2 separate regions of the Mus musculus genome follow, and region 1 is linked to region 2. Evidence: chromatin loops called from intact Hi-C (ENCODE). Cell type or tissue: left cerebral cortex. All regions are shown on one strand. Region 1 overlaps Pde4b (phosphodiesterase 4B, cAMP specific). Region 2 has its middle 15 kb from the start of Pde4b.

Region 1 (2,500 bases), 180 kb after region 2:
TCACAAATCCTCTTTGGGGATGAAGTGCTTTTGGAAGGTGAATGGGAGTCGCAGTTCAAGGAGTGGGATCCCATTCCAATGAGGCAAGATGAACCTGACCCATAAAGCCGGAAAGTCAAGCTCCCCACTTGCCAGCTTGGGTGGGGGAGGACTCCAGTTTTCTTGGCTATAAATGAGCTCCCAGGCCTTGCCTTAAAGTCTTGTGAAGCCTGAGGACTGATAAGAAGAGCCAGTGCATGTCCTGGCACAAATGAAGCACTCCAAATGCAAGTTCACATTAAAAACAAAAAATAATTTGGGAGAAAATATCTAATAAAGAAATAATGTGGGTATGATGTGTCTGCCGGTGGCATTTAAATGAGATGTACTTAGTGCATAATTTGGTCCAAGGACCTCAGTGTAGATTAGTGATCCCTGTTTTGTCTAGGTTAAGTTATCTGAAAGTTGGTTAACATTGTTGAACATACCTATCTTTTTAGCTATAATGTACTATACAATTCAACTTTTGAAATTTTTCATTTATCTCACAAAATGGTTTGATTTACTCTTCTTTCCAATACATGTTTGTTGAGCACTTGTTATTTATCAGATACTGTATTGGGTTTCTGGAAATGAAAGTTGTTTAGCTAGCAGAGAGGATGAATCAAAAAATAAATGGATTCCTATATTACTGCTACAACAGTGATGCATGTATGCATGCTTTGCCTTCGCATCACAGATGTGCCCCAGTCCAATAGGGTCATAAAAGAACTGACTCATGACTAGAATATTGATGGATAAGTAAGCTATAGGTAAACAGAAAATTGCCAGACAGGTCTTCCAGTCACAATATAGTAGAGCCAGATTTACTCAGGAGTTTAGGGTCGGGGGTGTAAGGAATACTGCCGTCCTGCTGTCCCAAGCCACAAGTAGACAGGGATTGCTGGAGACAACAACAAAAAGGCAGACCAAGCTGGCTGAACTTCACAACAGCTTCAGTTTAGTTCTGAGAGCCATGAGGAGCTCACAAGTGCATTCAGGCAGGAATGGATGCAGCTCAATGAGACACCAGCCTGGAGGCGGAGGCTACTTAGGGTGGTTTCTATGGAACCCAGGGGTACTTCCAAAGAAATAGAGTTGTGTTCTATTTTAACAGGGCAAAATTTAGACATGTGCTGCTAAGCCCACAAGAGTCTGCTTGCCTTTCTCTGTAATCTTTGAGGTATAGCAATGGCAAGTTGGAAATGGGATCACAATTTTACTGCTGAATTAAAAGTGGGAAAATATTTTCAAATTTTGACAGTGGAAGGTTTAGAAACCTACATAAGAAATTTTGTAAACTTTCTACACTTAGTGACTGGTCTCTTTTTATATAGTCGCTTAAGAGTTGAGTGAATTTATCCCAGTTGAACCTATTGGATTTACATAGTTTTTAAAGTTAGCCTATCTATGTGTTTTTTCTATTGAACTACAACTAATAACAACTTCAGATGACAAATGAAACTGCACTTTTCCTTTTTCACTTATACGCACATCAATTAATTCTATGTAAACAATCATTCTAATACTCAACACGAACGAGACTTTAAAGAGATCTCAGAAGGAATTCTTCAATAATAGGAGTCACGTGCAGTGCACCCCATTTGTTAATTTCATAGTCAACTCCTTTGTCTTGTGCTACTTCTTAAAGTAGGTTCCACCTACATTTACAATATCCAATAGGTCAGATGATGAGATTAACTGAGTACCGTAGACATCCACATACGAACTAAGTTACTAATTTGTTGACATTACCAGAAATGAGTAAATATTTATTCTCTAAACTAAGAGAAAATCCATGGAACCTGACAAAATGTATTTGCCACTGCTCAACTCTAAGCAGAACCTAATGGTCAAACCGTGCAGAAGCCAATTCTGGTGACCATTAGGTTATAATTCTGTGTATAGTTCTGTTGTAAAGTGTAGCTGTTCTGTAGCTCAGAAATAACCCTTTGCTCTAACAGCCTCAGCACCAGGAGAGGAACAAACCTGAAACGAGGATCCTGTGATGAAGAGAAAAGCCAGTGCATTCTGAATATTCATATAATCTGAATGCCCTATCTTTTGCTGAAAGGCCCTGGCAGGTACAGACAAAATAAAAATTCATTTCAACTAAGAGCTAATTTGTTTGTAGATGCCCAAGATGATTCCTTTTGGGGCTGTAGATAGCATCCTCCTCCCTAAGACATTAGCCATCCACAAAAGAAGCAGTAAGAAGTGTCTACAATCCTGCTTCCATGACAAATGAAAGTGCACACAGTGCTTGAACAGCTACATTTGTATTTTCTTCTTTTGCTGTTTAACGGAATTTCCCAGAGCCTACTTAAGTGGAACTCGCACTTACGTCAACCATCTATCATTCTGCTCTGCCTGGAGCTGAGTGTTGTGAAGCATTGGGGCCAGGCAGAAGAAAGAAGTATAAATGCACTTGTTTTGAATTGGGGACAGAAAAACAAACCTTATGAGATTAACTCCCTGAAGA
Region 2 (2,500 bases):
TCTCACTCTCTGAATAACTATTTTCATATTCAAATCTTCATGAAATTTAGGTATTTATCCCTCTCCTAAAAAGCTTTAATCCTGGAGGTAAAAAAAGTATTTAAGTTTGGGAAAGTTGACAAATAGACACCCAAATACAGCCATGTTGCCGAAATGTCTTTCTTTACGCATAATACTTAAAAATGAATGTGATTATATCTATAACACTGTAGATCTTGCAAACAGTATACTACCCAAATATATGTTCCAGATTGCAGCTGAAAATGAAGTGCAATTTAAAATTTAAATTATAATTGGTTCATTTACATAAATTACTCTGTAGAGTACTTGATACGAACATTTATGTCTATAGCCAAGAAACTGAGAAACAGAAAGCTTATGGGCCCAGGGTGATGGGGAAGGTGGCTTGGGTCTGATTTCAAGGCACAGACTCTAGATAAATCATTCATTAAGGCCATGCTCTTTCTTGATTGTGCTTCAGTTTGTCAGGGTTTAGTTTGCCTTCACAGAAGTGTTTTTACATGCAGAGTCTTTATAGACTGCTGTGGTTTCTTGCTTAGGAATCTTAACAAAAACATTAGGATTTCTCTTTAGAAAATATAATGTTATCTATGGCAAAAGAGCTCTTAATTATAATGCTGTGTTTTTGGACAGTGTAAATGATAGCTTAGAATTATGAAGAGAATTACTGTGCTTCCCATAGTCTCCTTGACAACAGGCTCAGTGTTTTGAATACCGAATCACTTAGATTTCTATACAGATGTACGGGTCTTGCACCTTGGCATCTCATTCCCTTTTTATCCAGCTGGGATTTTAGGAGGCATTTTTCACAATTCCATTAAACATTGTTATTACATATTTTTTTGCCATCTGATAATGTAATTGTGTGTGGACTGTTTCCATAGTTTTTCTCATCATCTTCATCTGTATTATTATCTTTATCATCTGTGTACAATAGGTAAAAATTAAATTCAAATAAAATTTGATTAATTTACTGAAATGAAGCCCTTTTGGGGGGAACTTCAGTATAAAAACCCATAATAAAAAATTCGTAGGTAGTGAGTCTTTTGCCTGAGGGGTATGTGTCACTTGGGCATTTACCTTTCCCCAAACTTTTGCTCTCATTTTGAAATCAAAAGAAAGCTATGTCAGTATGGAGGCTTCTGTGCAGATTGCCTGCCTGCCTTTGGCAGGGCTCCGGTTTCTCAGTGAATCACTGCTCAGCACACAGTGTTACCATTGTGCCATCTGAAAGCAAAGCCTGCTGGGTGGTGGTGCAGCTACTCTACTGGGAAGGTTATAAGTTCACGTTCGCTCTGTCTTCCATCTCACAAGAAGCATTCGCACTAAGGAACAGCGAAGTGTGCAGTATCTCTGTTTATGGAGGGTCGGGATTTAATGGAACCTCGGCCATCATGGTTCAAGGACCTTAAGGAGTTGTGAATTTAAGTCAAGGCTCCTGCCTGTGGCTGGTCCTTCTGATGATGTCTTTCAGCATCTTTTCTCAATGGTTATAAAAATAAAATTGCCTAAGTACTTGGTAGAAGCGGCTGACAATGGGGCAGATGGTGCTTCCTGGGAGACCAGAGTGAATACTTTTGCAGTTTAACTATGTGATTTTCATTATTAAACAGACGTTTATTGAGTACCTACCATATGCTCAGCACTGATACGGGACTGAGGGTCAATGTGGCAAGCAAAACAGTGAAGATTTCTGTCCTTACAGGATATTTATGCGAGTGGGTTGTCAGGCAGTGATAATTCCAGGAACGGTAAGAAACCTTAGAACAGAGCTAAGAGAGTGGGAAGGAGGGCAAAGGTGCTGCTTTGTAAGGGGATTGATGCAGCCTCTCTGAGGATAAGATTTGAGCAGGTTCGTGAAGGAACTAAGAAAAGGAACCTTAGAAATATCTAAAGAAAGTTCTGGCAAGGGAGGGGCTGGGAATGCCATTTGATGAGTGATGGGTCTTGTGTATTTACAATGAGATCTCATTTATTTAAAATGAAAGCCTACTCTTAATGATTACATATACATAAAATACTTAAACACACACACACATATACGTGTATGTGCACACTCAGGCAGACACAAACACACCACTTGGAAATGTCACACCAAAAAGGAAAAGCCAAGACTATTTTTAGAGCAATATCTATCCAATGAAAGCATAAAGAAAGTATTTTCTGTCATAAATATTCTCTTAGCAGAGCCTTGCAGGGTTAAAACAATATATCTCAGACATAATGTACTGTAACTGCTTTTTAACAACTGAAAATGTACAGAAAATGGTGTTTTGACTGTCTATCTTTAGTGTTCAGCTGTTGCTGTCACGATTCAGAAATTTGGATCTCTGCCTTAAGAGACACATTTTCTTAGCTGTAAAGAATCGGCTGGAATCTACAACTGTAATCAGAGGCTGTGACTGGGAATATAAATCGCTCTTTATAAATGGGGGAGGGGCTGACGTTTTTTCATTTTCTCCTTTGACTATGCTCTATT

What was found. A loop is a pair of places that touch in the nucleus more often than their neighbours do. Peaks named below come from ENCODE experiments on the same cell type or tissue, not always from the same donor. Only the 100,000 strongest peaks of a DNase experiment are listed, where the experiment ranks them.
Region 1: a loop joins it to region 2, with 2.8 times the contacts of the local background. A loop is called at or near these places in 2 of 42 quality-filtered maps.

What each region holds. Positions count from the first base shown.
Region 1 is chr4:102,423,256-102,425,755 of GRCm38, forward strand. All of the region lies in intron 1 of Pde4b (phosphodiesterase 4B, cAMP specific), which reads left to right. Among named protein-coding and RNA genes, the nearest start is that of Gm52669, 77 kb to the left of the region's middle. In left cerebral cortex, no CTCF peak of the experiment used is centred here; DNase peaks (open chromatin) are centred at 1,053 and 2,381; H3K27ac peaks cover 623 bases.
Region 2 is chr4:102,238,577-102,241,076 of GRCm38, forward strand. It overlaps a transcript of Pde4b not described here. Among named protein-coding and RNA genes, the nearest start is that of Pde4b, 15 kb to the right of the region's middle. In left cerebral cortex, no CTCF peak of the experiment used is centred here; DNase peaks (open chromatin) are centred at 1,236 and 2,363; H3K27ac peaks cover 2,090 bases.